2 separate regions of the Homo sapiens genome follow, and region 1 is linked to region 2. A link is a loop called in an ENCODE intact Hi-C map of the cell type or tissue named here. Cell type or tissue: B cell. All regions are shown on one strand. Links, peaks and the distances in the headings refer to the core of each region. The heading gives the core; the rest is flanking DNA.

The links. Peaks named below come from ENCODE experiments on the same cell type or tissue, not always from the same donor. Only the 100,000 strongest peaks of a DNase experiment are listed, where the experiment ranks them.
Region 1: it touches region 2 in a loop (6-fold over the local background); 10 of 110 quality-filtered maps call a loop at or near these places.

What each region holds. Positions count from the first base shown.
Region 1 is chr15:74,393,421-74,401,744 of GRCh38, reverse strand. LINC02255 (long intergenic non-protein coding RNA 2255) reads right to left here. Exons shown (of 4, transcript NR_146881.1): 4 at 6,989-8,324. Among named protein-coding and RNA genes, the nearest start is that of MIR6881, 14 kb to the left of the region's middle. RefSeq lists enhancers at 1-303, 1,584-1,813, 1,572-2,072, 3,945-3,994, 4,015-4,434 and 6 more. In B cell, for the core only: a CTCF peak has its summit at 5,035; DNase peaks (open chromatin) are centred at 694, 2,444, 4,194, 5,104 and 4 weaker places; H3K4me3 peaks cover 1,046 bases; H3K27ac peaks cover 7,204 bases.
Region 2 is chr15:74,772,705-74,781,028 of GRCh38, reverse strand. No RefSeq gene overlaps it. Among named protein-coding and RNA genes, the nearest start is that of CSK, 5.2 kb to the left of the region's middle. RefSeq lists a silencer at 2,107-2,401 and enhancers at 2,744-3,274, 5,491-5,560, 5,581-5,690, 6,790-7,367, 8,324. In B cell, for the core only: no CTCF peak of the experiment used is centred there; DNase peaks (open chromatin) are centred at 538, 1,558, 3,488 and 5,788; H3K4me3 peaks cover 4,020 bases; H3K27ac peaks cover 7,418 bases.

The DNA of each region.
Region 1 (8,324 bases), core at 73-8,072, 380 kb after region 2:
CTGCTGAGATGCCCTATGACCCACCTGAGAGCTGGGGACCAGGGACGACTGGACCACAGGAGGCCCCAGAGGGAGGCGCCTGCAGGGAGGGAAGCCTCCTCAGTCATTTGCCCCACCCACAGAAAGCTGGAGGCTGGACGTCCCTAGGGTGTGTGGCCATGAGGAGAGAGCCTTTATTCCTGTCCTTTCAGGACAATGGGCCAGATGAGGCCCCACCAGGTACTTGGGTTTCCTGGGTGGGTCGGGGCTTTCCTGGAATGCTCAACCTTCCTGGTGTCCCAGGGTTGAGGTAACTGCATGGGAAGAGGGTAGGCAGGAAGCCCTTACGGTCTGTAAGGACCTGTCCTGCCCTGGAGTCTGGGTTCAGGTGGTCATCAGAGCCTGCACGCCTCCACCACTCTCAGCATGTGGGCCTGCTCCCTGTTCAGAGCAACCCCCTTACTGAGCACCTGTGTGGTGCAGGCTGTGCTGGGAGGAGGCTTGTGAAGAGCAGGTGAGCTAGGACTGGGCACCAGAGAAGGAGGAGCCCCTTTCGCTGCTGGGGCAGGAGCTAGAGCCCCCACGGGCATGTTTTGGTGTGGGGACAGATTCAACAGGAGCCCAGGGATCTTTCTGAAATGTGACACTTGCCTCCACCCTCCTTGCCAGAAAGGGACATTGCTCAGCCACCTGGCTCAGCTTCAATAAGCAAGTAGTAATAGTGGTGAACAAAAGCCAAATGCGTAAGTCACGCACCTGCCCGGGACTGTTCTGAAACTTTGTGTGAATTGTCTTGGTTAGTTTTCTCACCAGCCCTTTGAGGTTGATACTATTACTATTGTCTCCATTTCATAGTTCAAAGAACTGAGGCTGAGAAAGAGTAAGTAGTTTACCAAAATTTCACAACAAAAAGATGCATCTAATCTTTGTCCTCAAGAAACAGGGGTTCTACTTTTACTTTTTTTTTTTTTTTTTGAGATAGGATCTTGTTCTGTTGCCTAGGCTGGAGTGCGGTGGCACGATCTTGACTCACTGCAACCTCTGCCTCCCGAGTTCGAGTGATTCTCTTGCCTCAGCCTCTTGAGTAGCTGGGATTACACCACGCCTGGTTAATTTTTTTTTTTTTTTAATTTTTAGTAGATACGGGGTTTCACCATGTTGACCAGGCTTGTCTCAAACTCCTGACCTCAAGTCATCCACCTGCTTCAGCCTCCCAGAATGCTGGGATTACATGTGTGAGCCACTGTGCCCGGCCCAAGCTCCTGCTCTCTTTGCTGGGTTCGCGGTTAATACAAGTGATACACACAGCAGAGAGAAGCAGTCAGGTGGGCCACTCTGGCAAAATGGCAAAGATCAGGTCTGGGACAGAGTCTGCCCCAGTGACCAGGGTTCCCTACACAGAGTCCATTAGCACCCGAGTCTTGGACCTCAGAGGAAGATGATGGGATCACTTGTTCCAAGACACCCTGAGGCTCTGAGACAGGGAGGTCACCTGTCAATCTGTCCTACTTGGGACCGAGGTGGGCTGAGAGGCCCTCTGCTTGGGCTGCAGGGCCCCTGCAGGGGTTGAGGATCAGCTTTCTCCTCTCATTGGTTCCTGCCAGAACCATCTTAGGGAGCAGCTGCTGTGGGGGCTGCTCTCCCACAGCAGGGAACCCACATCCTGCCCCATTACAGCAAAGTGAGCATCCGGTGGGGGAAGGACCCCCACGGGGGGCCTGAAGCTGATGAAAGTTGAGTCAGGGTGACTCAGTGGAAGGCCTCTTCCCACTGCTGTCTCCAAGTGGAATACTGTGGTCAGACCAAAGGAAGAACTTCCCAACCTCTGGTCCCACATCTGGAATGCATGCCAAAAAGGGGTCTCTGAGAGAACATGGCAGTTTGGCAGTTCTCAGGCTCTGTCATGCTACATACTGACCTCAGAAAGACCCCGGGAGGCAGACTGCAGATGGGGAAACTGAGGAAAGGGACAGGACCTGTACCAGAGCTGGGACTGTAGCTGGACCTTGAGTCTGCTCATCATGGGGGCACCTGCCCAAGGAGAGGGCAGCACCCCACTGCAATGCCCCCTATGTTTCCCCAGAGCCCCTCTCCTCCCATCTGCTCCTCAGAGGCCTTGTCTCGAGGTAGGAGTGGAGTGAGGGGGTGGGGGTTTCCCTGAGCAAAGAATAGTTCTCCTGTAGGATGCTGTTTTAAGAAACACACAAATAGACAAGCCACCCAGCCAGTCAGACAAGTTTGGCTTTCCAAACCTGTCCCTGGGGTGGCTGTTGTTGCCTTTTTATTTATTTATTTATTTATTTATTTATTTATTATTTATTTATTTATGTATTTATTGAGTAAAGGTTCATATAACACAAATTTTGCCATTTCAAAATGCACATTGCAGTGGTTTTGAGTATATTCATAATGCTCTATGACACCTACCTCTAGCTAACTCTGGAACATTCCATCACCCCCAAGAAACCTCGTGCCTGTTAGCAGTTACTTCCCCTTTCCTTGTCCCCCAACTAATGTACTTTCTGTCTCTATGCATTTGTCTCTTCTGGACATTTTTTAAAAAATTAAATTAAATAATTTATTCAGAGATGAGGTCGCGCTATGTTTTCCAGGCTGGATTCAAACTCCTGGGCTCAAGTAATCCTCCTGCCTGGGCCTCCCAAATAGTTGGGACTACAGGCGTGAGCCACTGCATCCAGCTTCTAGGCATTTCATATAAATGGAATTGTACATGTCACCTTTTGTGTCTGACTTCTTTCACTTAGCATACTGTTTTCAGGGGTTATCATGTGGTAGCCTGAACCAGGACGCCCCATCTTCTCACTGCTGAATGAGAGCTCATTGTGTGGCTAGGCCATGTTGCTTATCTGTGCCTCAGTTGATGGACATGGACATTGTTCCCACTTTTCGGCTGTTATAATAATATCCAGAATAACGCTGTATGAATATTTGTGTACAAGTTTTTGTGTGATCAGATGTTTTCAACTCTTTGGAACATCTATTTACCTGGGAGTGGGACTGCAGAATCCCATGGTAACTCTGTGTTCAACGTTTTGGGCAACTGACAAACTGCTTTCCACAGAGGTGATACCATTTTACATCCCCGCCATCAGAGTGTGAGGGCTCTAATCTTGCCACAGTCTCACCAACACTTGTTATTTTCTCTGCCTTTATTCTTTCAACACACACACACACACACACACACACACACACAGAGAGAGAGAGAGAGAGAGACATTGAGACAGGGTCTTGCTCTGTCACCCAGGCTGGAATACAGTGGTGCAATTTTGGCTCACTGCAATCTCCGTCTCCTGGTCTCAAGCAATCCTCCCACATCAGCCTCCCGCGCAGCTGGGACTGCAGGTGCATGCCACCACACCCAGATAATTTTGTGTATCTTTTGTGGAGATGAGGTTTCACCACATTACCGAGGCTGGTCTCGAACTCCTGAACTCAAGAGATCTGTTGGCCTTGGCCTCCCAAAGTGCTGAGATTTCAGACATGAGTCACTGTGCCTGGCCTTCAACACATATTTTGTTGAGCCCCTGCTTGGTGTCAGGCCTGTGCTGGGGTAGGGGATGCAGGGGTCCAGGCTGCTCTTGCAGAGCCAAAGGGACATAGATGTGACCCAGTGGTGGCTGGTGCTGAGTGGAGGGAAGGAGGAGGTGAAGTGATGGGAGTGACCTGCATGGACAGTCAGGGCAGGCTTCAGGGAGGCAGCGTTTGTGCCCTGGGAAGGTCTTGGCTGTTACTGTCCAATCCCAGCCTCTGTCCCTTCCCAAGTCCCCAGGATGAGTGGTAGTCAAGGTGCTGGGTGCCTCAGTGTTATAATGTGAAAAGTCTCAGCCTGGCCTGAAACTCACCCATTAGAGCCCTCACCTGCAGATTCTATGCCCACAGCCCAGGCCAGATGAGGAAACTGTGGCTCAGAGAAGGGAATGACTTCCCAAAGGTCATCCCAAAAGGTAGTGGCAGAGGGAGACCAGATCCCTGATCTACAGATGCCCAGCCTGGGGTCCTTTTAGCTCTGATGGGGTGAGGCCTGGGGCAGCATGAGGCTGGGAGCAGGGAAGATGGGGGAGGGCAGGAGGCTGAGAGAGCCCAGGTGAGAGAGGGCCAAGCTTGAAAGGTTTTCCCAGGCTGGGGGAGAGGCCCTGGTCAGGATGTGTATGGGTAAGGGGTGAGATACAGAGGTCCCTGGGGCGGGCCCAGACCTGTTTCTCCTTTGCCCAGTTTCAGTTCTGTTTTGCTTGTCCCCTTCTGTTTTGCGTTCAGAGTGGGTTGGGGTGGTGGTGGGGTGACTCTTAGCCCCCATCTTGATCCCCATGGTGGGGGATGAGGAGATGGGCTTAACTCCAGACACCACTTTCAGTCCCCCTTTCTACCCCCACCCAGGGTCCCCCAGTCTAAGGGCGGATGCGGGAGGCCTGGCTGGGTCCGTCCTCACAAGGAGGGGCAAGCTGGGCAGAGCCTGGCTGGCCTCCCCTGCTGCCATACCTTGGAGCCCACAGCCTCCAGTGGGTAGTGACTGGCCCCAAATCTAGACATAGGTAATGTTTGCTTAGTGAGCTCATGTGCTATGGGACTAAGTTGAAATGCTCTGCCCCTTACTCATACACCCTTATTGACTCACAGGTCCCCAAGGTGAGTCACGCCCACATCAGGTATTGTGGGTGTATGAGACATACACCCACTGCAAACTGGGATGCAGTTTCCAGTCCCCCTGCCAGCATGCTTAGGGCACCAGGAAGGGCAGTGGGTGCTGATGGGCCCCAGATTTACCAAAGATGACTCCAGTTGGAGGCCTTGGACTGCTGTGGGCTTGTCAGGGGCCTTTGTGGCCCTGGGAGGAGGTGTCTGGGGCTGCTCCAATGTCTTTGGGGTCTCTCAGGTTGGGGTGGATCCTTTGGGAGTGCTGGGCACTGGCAGAGACTCAGGCCGCAGGGAGGGGACTTGCTTTCCCTCTGGCTCCCTCAGGAGGCCTCAGCTGCAGTGCTGGGTGCTGGCTGTCCTCAAACCCATGTCCTCCAGCCCCCTGACGTCTTCTCATTTCCTCATCTCAGGTTTCAGCCCACTCAGGCTGACGTTGCCTTCTGATCTCGTTTTTCAGCAGCCCCCAGGTCTCCGTGGCTGCTGTGCAGAAACGCGAGTGGTTGGGGGAAGTCCACATGATGCTGGCCTTGAAGAGCCTCCTGCCAGCCAGGCCTCAGGAGGGCTCACTTCCCCATTGCAGAACTCCTGCGGAGACCCAGGGGCAATTTCTGGTCTTTAGCACAGGGCCTCTGAGGGGCTGGCTTTTCCTAGGGGCTGCCCTGGTGCTGTGGCACCGTGGGGTGGGGGATTTCGGCAACGCCAGGGGCTCGACATGGCTGAAACTTCTTTGGACAGCTCAGCTACCCCAGGTAGAAGCCTCTGTCCCTCCCGGAGCCAGGCCTGTCCCAGCTTCGAAGTCAGATGTTGGGACATGCTGTATGCCTTTGGGACGAGTAGCCCCGTGGGCTCAGAGCTCTGACAGTGAACCCAGATGGGGTTGCTGTGAGGCACTGGGCGGGTCTAAACAAACAAGGTGCTGTGTGAGTGCATAGGTGCGAACAGGCTGCTCCAAGGGACTCTTGAATTGTCTTTGCGGACAAGTGGGAGTTAGCTGGAAAAGAAGGAGCTGCGTGGTCAGAGGCGTGGAGGCAGGCAGTGGAATAACCCATGTGGAGAACTGCAAGCATTTCCACATGACTGACTGGAGTGTGAGGGGGTGTAGGAGACCGGAGGGCAGGCGGTGGGCAGGGGGCTGGAGAAGGACCCTGAGGGCTCAGCCAAGGAGCAGGACTTTTCCTGAAGCAGCAGAGGCAGAGAGCCAGGCCCCTCCTGAGCCCTCTCACTTCTGTGCAGGGACACCTCCCAGTGAAGTAGGCCTGGGCCTCAGAGGCACCCCGACCCTGGCTGCTGACTCAGCTCTGCCTCTGTGAGGGCCAGTGGGGGGCTGCCCACATGAGCCACGGAGCCATGGCATGGCCTGGGGCTGGCTCTCCTGGGCTGCCCTCCACCCAAGGTCTTGAGGTTCTGCCATTCCCTCTTCAAGGGGTCTGACCATGCAGCCCTAGGTGGGGACGGACCCTGTAGCCTGCTCACTGGTGCCTGGGGTGCCACTGCCAGTCCTGCTCTGGCGCTGATGGGGAGGCAGAGGCAGCCGCCAGAGAGAAGATCCCAGGTGGGGAGAATGTGGGCAAGAGGCCATGCTCCCTCCTGCAGCCTTCATGAAGGCTCAGAGTGTTCTGGAAGTGTTTGGGGGCTGGCCTCATCTCCTCGGCTAGCTCCAACGCCTCCCGGCTCGGCCCCCACATATCACGCTCAAGTGGACCGATCCTGACTGAGGCAGAAAGTAGAACTGGCCCCTCACCATGCGCTCCAGCCCTACTGCTGAAGGAGGCAGGATGGCACAGAGGTGAGGGCGTGAATTCTGCATCACTCAGACTTGGGGCTAGATCCTGGGTCTGGTGGGGAGCACACTGGGCTGGCAAGGCCCGTCGTGCTTTACTAGCTACCTTTGACCCAGTAATCCCACTTCCAGGAGTCTGTCTTACAGAGACACCCGAACGAATATGACAGATGCACACACACCAAGCTGCATACTTGTGATGGCAGAAGATCAAAAACATTAATAGCCATCAGCTTGGGACTGATATATCCCAATGGTATGTCCCCATGATGGAATTCAAGACAGCTCTAAAAAGAATGTGAGACTGGGTGCGGTGGCTCACGCCTGTAATCCCAGCGCTTTGGGAGGCTGAGGTGGGCAGATTACTTGAGGTCAGGAGTTGAAGACCAGCCTGGCCAACATGGCAAAACCCTGTCTCTACTAAAAATACAAAAATTATCCAGGCGTGGTGGTGTGCACCAGGTACTCGGGAGGCTGAGGCACGAGAATTGCTTGAACCTGGGAGGCGGAGGTTGCAGTGAGCTGAGATCACACCACTGCACTCCAGCCTGGGCAACAAAGCGAGACCCTGTCTCGAAAAAAAAATCTGAAAGTTTTCTGTGTATGAAAGTGCAAAAAAGCTCTGGGATTTCTGTTAAGTAAGAAAGCAAGTAAAAGTCAGTGAAGAGTAGAGAAAACACCCAATGCCCAGGCCAGGGCAGGAGGCAGCATGACGGGCTCAGGAGGCCCTGGGGAGTTTGGTGGGACCGGGAGCAAGAAGGGACAGACCAGGCAAGTGAGAAGGAGACCAGCTTGGGAGGGCCCCTGGGTGCAGAGAAGAAACTGAAAACTACCAGGAGCCAAGGGACAGTTTTCAGCAGATTCGGATCTCCTTTGTCTGGTACCAAGATCTGGCAAGTGTAAAGCAATAATCCACATTTATAATGTGCTTTGCATGCAGCATCTCATTTAAACCTCTCAGCACTGTAACCCCTATGAGAGAAGTGCTATTATCACAACATGTGGAACTGGAGCACAGGAAGGTTAAGGAACCAGTCCAAAGTCACACTGCTGGTAAACAGCAGAGCCAGAGAAAGGACCCTGAGCCCACGCCAGAATCACCTTGCTATCCTGCCTTTCACAGCGGTGTTGGATTGGAAGGGGATTGCTGGAGACCGGGGACAGTCAGGGGCTGTTATGAGTTGGGGACCCAGACGAGAAACAGTGAGGGCCTGGGGAAGGCAGCGAGTTTGGGTTGGGGATTCAAGTGTAGATTGAAAAGCTCTGAAGGATGTGGGAACGAGACCTGGTGGTGAGTGGGGCCCCTAATCCATTCACTCATTCATGCAGCAAAAGTATAGAGTGCCTACTGGGTGCCAGGTACTGTCCTGGGAGCTGGGCTTACATCAGTCACCAAAACCAACAAATGCCCCTGCCCTCAAGGGGCTTTCCTTCTAGCTGATGGAAACAGACAATAGTAATAGACATAAGAAATATGTAATTAGGTAATCTGTTAGAACCGTGGAAAGCTAAAGTAAAGGTAAGGGGGATTGGCAGCCCGTGTCCAGGAGACATCTGAAGTTTTAAGTGAGGTGGTCAGGGAAAGCGTCATCAAGAAGGTGACATTTGAACAAAGACTGAAAGAAGGTGAGGGGCGAGCTGTGCAGGTGTTTGGGGAAGGGCACTCCAGGCAGAGGGAACAGCCAGGGCAAAGGCCCGGGGCTGGGGCGTGTCTGGCGCGTTCGAGGAACAGCAGCGGGGAGGCTGTCACCCCTGTCCATCAGTGCCTGTCTCTTCTTCTGGAAACAGGGAAGGGCTACACTTCTTCCATTTGGGGTTAGGCCCAGCTGTGTAATCTGCTTTGGCCAGTGAGATACGAGTGGAAGAGATGCGTGCCACTTCCGAGCTGAAGCATGCAGGAGTCAGCGAGTGA
Region 2 (8,324 bases), core at 62-8,061:
GTGCAGGGTGGCGGGGGAACAGAATGGGGATGCAGTGATGAGGGTGAGACCGGGGAACAGAATGGGGATACAGTGATGAGGGCGAGACCAGAGACTCCAGCGTAGGGAGGAGGTAAAGGTGGGGGACTTTCTAGGGACTAGACCCTGAAGCAAGGGTCAGGCTTGGGTGGACAGAGGGAAGAGGCACTCTTGGGGTTGGGGGGGAGGAAGTGGGGCATGCTGACAAAGTCTTGGAACACAAAATAAGCATGAAGAGGCCCGAGGGAGCGAGAAGAGGGCAAACAGCCCTGTGGGAGACGGAGCTGGGAGACAGTGTGGCTGCAGATTGTTTTAAAGAGCCTCGGATGCCAGGAGGAGTTGCCCCCAAAACCACAGGTCGGCCCTCTGACCCAGGGCACCCTTAGGCCGGTTTCCCAGCTGGAGCCAGCCCTTTGGAGAGGGATGTCCTTTGAGGAGACAGCCAGTAAGTTTCAGAGATAGGTGTGGTGTAACAGAAAAAAGATGAATTTGGGGTTCAAGTCTCCAAGTTAAATTTCAACCCGTCCACTTACTAGCTGTGTGACTTAGGGCTAGTTACCTAAGGTCTCTGAGCTGTTTCCTCTTTTGTAAGATCAGGCTCAAAATATACTTCTCTCATGATAGATAGTGCAGATTCAGCAAGATAACGGCCTGGGGGTGAGGGAGTGGAAAGGGTGCTCAGCAGAGCTGGTTTCCCTTTCTTTCCTCTGAGGTCAAGATGGAATGATAATATGGGGCCGGATGGGGGGCCGCCTCTCAGCCTACAAGAAAGCACTTCAGCAGCTCTGCAAAGCCTTCTGGGAGGGAGAAATTGACATCTCCCCTCCCCTGGCTGAATCAGCTAGCAGAATGGGAAAGAAAAGACTGGGGATTTGGGGAAAATACTCTAATCCCTGTTCCAGTTTTGTCACCAACCTTTCTTTATCCCCAAATGCACTTGACTTTTTCCCCTGGGTGTGCTGTGGCCCAGCTGTGAACTTTGGAGTCAAATAGACCAGCATTTGAATCCTGGCTCCACCTCTTCTCAGCAAAGTGAAATAAATTTTTTAATCTTCCTGTACTCCAGGCACTGGGGATAAAACCATAAACAAATCGATAAAGGGCCCCACTCCCACAGACCTGTCCTCTGGTGGAATTATTGGGCTGGGCGCCGTGGCTCACACCTATAATCCCAGCACTTTGGGAGGCCGAAGCAGGCAGATCACAAGGTCAGGAGATCGAGACCATCCTGGCTAACATGGTGAAACCCTGTCTCTACTAAAAATACAAAAAATTAGCTGGGCGTGGTGGCGGGTGCCTGTAGTCCCAGCTACTGGGGAGGCTGAAGCAGAAGAATGGTGTGAACCCAGGAGGCGGAGCTTGCAGTGAGCCGAGATCACGCCACGGCACTCCAGCTTGGGCAATAGAGCGAGACTCTGTCTCAAAAAAACAAAACAAAACAAAACAAAACAAAAAAACAAATGCTTATTGAGCACCTACTAAGTGCTAGGTGGGAAGTGCTAATTAGGGAAAGGGAATCTGGTCGGTGGGAGCAAGGGAAAGCAAAAAGAGAAATTAGATAAGCTGTGAGTCTGCCTTTCTTCATGTCTAGGACATATAGCTCTCCTGTGCAAATAATTCACAATCTTCCTGTGCCCGACTATCACCAGACTCCTGCAAGTTAGCTCACTGTACCCTTGGCAAGTTAGCTCACTGTACCCTTGGCGTTTGATACTGCACAAAAACCTCCTCAACAGATAGCATAACACTAATTCTATAAAATCTCCAACAACCTTTTGTTTCCTGGCAGTCAGCTTCTCTTCTGCCTTCTTGCAATGTATTTTCCTACTTTTTCTAATAAATCTGCCTTTATCTACAACTGTCTTAGTAAGTTTTTGTTTTGTTTTGTTTTGTTTTTTGTTTGTTTGTTTTGAGACGGAGTCTTGTTCTGTTGCCCAGGCTGGAGTGCAGTGGCATGATCTCGGCTCACCACAACCTCCCGCTCTGGCATTCAACCATTCTTCTGTCTCAGCCTCCCACGTAGCTGGTACTATAGGTGTGTGCCACCATGTTCAGCTAATTTTTGTGTTTTTAGTAGCGATGGTTTTCACCATGTTGGCCAGGCTGGGCTCAAACTCCTGACCTCAAATAATCCACCCACCTTGGCCTCCCAAAGTGCTGGGATTACGGGCGATAGCCACCACGCCCCAGGCCAGTGTTGGAGGAGTGGGGGAGGGTATTGCAGGTGGGGAGGAAGATAGTGAAAGACCCTGAGGCACAGAAAGCCTCAGTGGCTCAAGGGACAGCCAGAAGGCCAAGGTGATGAGACCGGCAAGCAGGGGAGAGTGGTGTTTGAGGAAGGGACAGATTCTATAGGGTGTTGTGGGCCAGAGATTTTTATTACAGGAGTTTAGGTTTTATCATATGAGCAATGGGGAGCCATTGAAAGATGTTTATAAGCAGGGTAGTGATATGATAAAGAGTGAAGGTCGGCTGGGCCCTGTGGCTCTCGCCTGTGATCCCAGCACTTTGGGAAGCTGAGGCAAGAGGATCACTTGAGGCCAGGAGTTTGAGACCAGCCTGGGCAACAGAGCAAGACCCTGTCTCTACAAAAAAAAAATTTCTAATTAGCTAGGCATGGTGGTGTGTGCTGGTAGCTAGCAATCTTCCCATCTCAGCCAGGCTGAGGTGGGAGGATCACTTAGGGTGGGAAGATGGAGGCTGCAGTGAGCCACTGAACTTCAGCCTGTGCAACAGAGTGAGACCCTGACTCCAGAAAAAAAAAAAAAAAAAGTTAAGGTCAAAGGTCAAAGCCCTAGTGAGGAGGCTGTTGCATGGCCTGGACCAGGGCTGACGGGTCTAGCCCTGGTGGAAGCAGCGGGATAGGGAAGTGAATGGACAAAGGCAAGTCCCAGGGCAGCTCTCCGTGAGGGGTTGTTTGTGGGGAGTGAGGCCACAGGAGAAATCAGGCATGACTCCTCAGTCCTCAGGTGTGGCTGGAGCACCTGGGGAGATGGTGCGAGATGGGAGAACCTGGGGAGAGTGCCAGGCTGGGGGAACACTCAGGAGTTTGGTTTTGGACAAAATGAGCTTGGGATGCCTGTGAAATGTGGAGTCAAGGCAGTGTTGGGAACTGAACACTAGCTCTCTGAGGCTGGGCCACTCTTGCCTGGCTGTTGGGCCTGCCCCAGGGGAATGGAGAAGAGAGGAGAGGTTGGAGACCCACCCCTGGATGTGGGGAACCAGAGAGAAGCTTCTGGCTGCATTTTGATGATACAAGTGCCAAATGGGATAGCTCCATGCAAAGTTGGGTTGGCCTCCAGCAGTCCAGAGCTTATGCACATGTATGTGCATTTATACCCTTATGGGGTCCCCTGGGAAGGGAAGGGCCGCTCCTCTCTCCACCCAGCCTCCTCCCCTCCCCCAGCCTCTTTGCACAGAGATGACAGTTTAGAGAAGCTGGTGTGAAATAGCTTGAAACTCAGACCGTCTGGGCAGTCCCCCAGGGCAGAAAACAGGAAGCCAAGATTAAAGGCAGATTTCCAGCAAAGTCCCCTTCTATTTCCTGCAGAGCAGGTGCTCAGGCTGAGTTGGCTGCTAGCAAGAGGGGCCGGGCAGCTTCCCTTGCTGACAGCACCTCCAGGCCCCCCGCAGTGGCTGGCTTTCCAGCTTTGGGAGCTGTCCTTTGGCCCTGTCATCACCATCCCCACCAGGCCCTTAAGGAATGCGCCTCCTCCGGAAAGAGGCTGTCGCGGGAGTCATCACTAGGAAAGAGGCTTAACGGTGGCACAGACAGGAAGCAGAACTTGGGGGCACCCGTGAGGCAATGGGACCAAGCAGAAAAGGCATGGGCCGTGGGTCACTCAGGCCTGGCATGAATCCAAGGTGCAGGGTGCAGGGTGCAGGGTCTCACTGAGCTGTGGGGATGGGTTGAGACATGAAAGTAGGGGGAAAGGGGCCTTCAGGGAAGGTGGCCAGGGAGATCCGGCCAGTGCTGGGGCTGAGTGTCTCTAGGGAGAAACAGGGAGAAGCCAAGAGGCCACAGTAGCCCTTGTCATCTTAATGCCAGGGGCCTGTTGGCTGAGTGCCAGCTGAGGCCCACAGATAGCAAAGACTCAGGGAACCAGGGGCCAGGACAGGCCTCCCCTGTGACCTCTGCCCCTTCCTGCCTGACCTGCGGGAGAGCAGGCTCTTGGGGATTCCATCAAGTCAAGCAGCTGAGACTTCCTCCTGCAGAGATAAACCTTGGCCTTCCCAATAACCCCTCTCGCCCTCCTGAGAAGGCCTGAGCTCCCATCCTTCCAAAGCTGTCCTTTGGAGGAAACATGTCTGCCTGAATCTAGGCACTGAAAACCTCCCTCCTAAGGCTGGAAAGTTTATTATGAGGATGAGGCATTGGCCCAGGAGACCCAGGTTCTAGGGACAGACACTGCTTCTTTTTTTTTTTTTTTTGAGATGGAGTCTCGCTTTGTCGCCCAGTCTGGAGTGCATGGTGTGATCTCGGCTCACTGCAACCTCTGCCTCCCAGGTCCAAGCAATTCTCCTGCCTCAGCCTCCCGAGTAGCTGGGATTACAGGCGCCACCACCACACCCGGCTAATTTTTGTATTTTTAGTAGAGATGGGGTTTTACCATATTGGCCAGGCTGGTCTTGAACTCCTGAACTTGTGATCCGCCCGCCTTGGCCTCCCAAAGTATTGGGATTACAGGTGTGAGCCACCGCGTCCGGCCGACACTGCTTCTTACTTTGGGCCAGTCCTTCTCCTCTAGGCCTGTTTCCCTACCTAGCAACTGAAGGGTTTGGATTTGGTGATCCATAGGTCTGAATCCCTGTGTACAAGTGGAGGACCTTGGGAGTAAGGTGGGGAGGGGCTGCTGACTGCCTCTAATTTCTGTCCCCCTGGGACCAGAGAACTATCATTTACTGAACACCTACTATGTGCCAGGTACTTTATTATTATCATTGATAATAGCAGCTAATATTTATTGAGCACTTACTATGCACAACCGCTTTTCATGTCAGACCAAGGTCAGCTCTCTCCACTGCACCAGTTTGCTCCAAGAGGATTTCCTGAGAAGTTAGTTTTTGTTTCCCGTCGCGATGATGGTAGAAGTCTTGATTTGTTGGCTTGGTGGCTTGAGTGGTGTGGTGGTGACCCAACTGAGAGGCCACTGGGAACTGGAGGACCCCACCCTCGGGGCCTGAGGCAGCCAGCACTCAGGGGTTAACTGGCAGACCCCTGATCGCAAAGGTTTTGGGTCCTGGGCTTCCTGGTTTGATATCTCCCTAGAGAGGGCAGATCCAGAGCCAAGTCTATGACAAGAGTTCGCCAAGGTGCCTGGGATCCCTGCAGGCTGTCCCAGCGCCTCCCCCACGCACACGATTCCCTCCTCCTGGGTCCCTATCTTCTTGGAATGTTCTGTCTTGTGGGGGCAGAGGTGTTCAACAAGGCGAGGCAAGTTCCCAGAGGATTGTGCAAGTGCAGTGTGAGTGCGGAGCAGAGACCTCTCCTCACCTGAGCACTCAGACCCTGCAGGAGGAGAGGTGGTGCCTGGGGGCCTGGCAGAGGGGGCAACAGGAGCAGAGGCCCTGGAACTGGAAGGGATTGAGCTTTGGGCAAAAGGAAAACAGGCCAGGATGGGATGGGGTCAGAGCCTTGGAAGCAGAGGCGCAAATGGCCAGAGCCTGTAGGATCCCCTGTGGAATAGGGGAGTCTTTGGACTTCATCCTTAGGGCATCGGGGCCCCGCCCCCATGCTATTTGAGGGTTCACCACAGCCTCAGCTGATCAGATTTGCATGTTAAAAATATTACTTCTGCTTCTGGTTGGAGAATTGACTGGCTGTCCTCGGGAAGCTTTGATGACCTCTTCCCACATCCCAAGGCTGGAAGCCTCCCCTCTGCTATTGTCCCTCACTGGCCCACTTCTTAGTATTATAGCACTGACTACCCACTTCGTATTTGTGTCCTGATCGGCTGCTGGAGGCTGAATCCTGGTACTCAAACGTTTGTTGAATGAATAAGTGATATGAATTTCAATTAATAATAATAATAATAGGCAATGCTAATGTAGGTGTTGCATGTGCTAGCATCATTCTAAGCATTTTACGTGTCTTTTTGTTTGTTTGTTTTTGAGACAGAGTCTTGCTCTGTTGCCCAGGCTGTAGTGCAGTGGTGCGATCTCATCTCCTGCAACCTCCACTGCCACCCCCCTCCCCCCACCCTGGGTTCAAGTGATTCTCCCACCTCAGCCTCCCAGCAAGTAGCTGGGACCACAGGCACATGCGTGCCATCACACCCAGCTAATTTTTGTATTTTTAGTAGAGACAGGGTTTCGCCATCTTGGCCAGGCTGGTCTGGAGCTCCTGAGCTCAAGTGATCCACCTGCCTTGGCCTCCCAAAGTGCTGGGATTACAGGTGTGAGCCACCGCACCCTGCTGTTTACTTTTTTTTTGAGAAAGGGTCTCCCTATGTGCCTAGGATGGTTTTGGAGCTTCTAGGCTCAAGCAATCCTTCTGCCTCAGCCTCTCAGAGTAGCTGGGACTACAGGGGCCTGCCTGGCTATTCTACATGTCTTAAGTTTCATTTGATCCTCCCAATCTCTTTACAATGTAGATATTATTATTACTTCTATTTGCAGATAAGAAAACTAAAGAGGGATTTAAGGAGGACACAGTCACCAGATCCCAGCTGGGGGAAAAGGGACCCGGGATGCCACCACATCATTCTTGCTCAATTTATTACAAAGTCTTCCAGGTTGGAGTCCTGGCTGCACCCCATCCCAGCCTTGTGACCTTAAGCAAAAGTCACTGAACCTTTCTGAGCCTCAGTTTCCTCATCTCTAAAGTGGGACTGAGAGGACCCATGTCACAGGGGACTTATGCTAAACCGAGATGATGTAAAGTTGCTTGCTTAGCAGGGTTCTTTGACACAAGGCAGACTTTCACACCACGGCAGTTAGATGAATATTTTTTCTCTCACTCCTGAAACAGGCTTTGTAGTTCTGGCTCTCCCCTGCTGGGTTCAGTCGGGCTTTCCAAGGGTAGGGCCAGGCCTTTTGTCTGTTCCTAGGCCTACAGTTTCGCAATGGCTGATGAATTGAAAACCCTCATTCATCCATTCACTAAATATTGAGGGCGTGTTTACTACCTTCCAGGCACTGGAGCAGCTGGAATTGGGCAGAGCCAGAGCTACCTGGTTCCCACCTGGAGTCCTGGGCTCACAGCAGGCTGACATATCTCCCTCAATGCTGTCAGGGGTCACTTTTGTGCTGAACCCAATAGTCCCCAGGCTCTGCCTTGCTGACTGGAAGCCGCAGTTGGCACTGTTCTGGCTTTCCTCCTGGGAACTCTTTGGGCGAAAGCAGGAAAAGAGGCCCTGGGGTTCTCTGCAGTGCAAAGGTTAGAGACCTGGCCCAAGGTGGGGCAGGTGAGAAGGAGCAGGAGGTCTGCTCTGCGAGGGCTGGGAAGAGAGAGCAACTGGGCACTGGTGAGCCTCAGGCCCAGCTTTTGCAAAACCCATGCAAATGCCCCCGCCCAGGTGTTACACCTGTGAAGAAACCTGTGTGCCAACATTGTCCCTGTCAGAGATCAGAGGAGCTTTTGAAAGACCTCCTTGCCTGATTGGGGGTGGGGTGGAACTGGGCTGGGGGCTGGGGCCAGGGATAGATACTCCCTGAGCCGGAGGAGACTTTGGAAGCCCCAGTGAGTCAGGGATGAGGCCTGGAGGGCCCTTTGTCAGGGGACTCCAGAGGACCTGGAGGGAAATGCCCCTTCCTTTTGGCCCGTAAGACCCCCAGAATTTCCTTCTAGAGAGTGTGTGTTTGGGTGAGGTGAGCTCCGTGAGGACAGGGACTGGCTCCCTTTCTTCTGTCTCTCCATGGGAAGGCACAGAGCCTGTAGCCATAAATGTGTGCTGAATGAATACGTGAGTGACCAGATTTTCCCCCGGGGGTCTCAGGGCTCCCGTTCCAAGGAGAAGCTCCTTGCCTGCATCCCTATTGCCCGCGCCCCAGTCTATCTTCTTGAATCCCTAACTGGAAGCTTTGGGTCTCCAGGAGTGCTCTCCTGACATTGAGGTAGCCCCGGGAGGTCCCAGTCACCTCTCCCTCCAGCCAGGGTCAGTTCCTTCTTTTCTTTTTTTTCTTTTATTTTGAGACAGAGTCTCACTTTGTCGCCCAGGCTGGAGTGTAGTAGAGCGATCTTGGCTCCCTGCAAGCTCCATCTCCCAGGTTCAAGTGATTCTCCTGCCTTAGCCTCCTGAGTAGCTGGGACTACAGGCGTGTGCCACTATGCCTGGCTAATTTTTGTATTTTCAGTAGAGATGGGG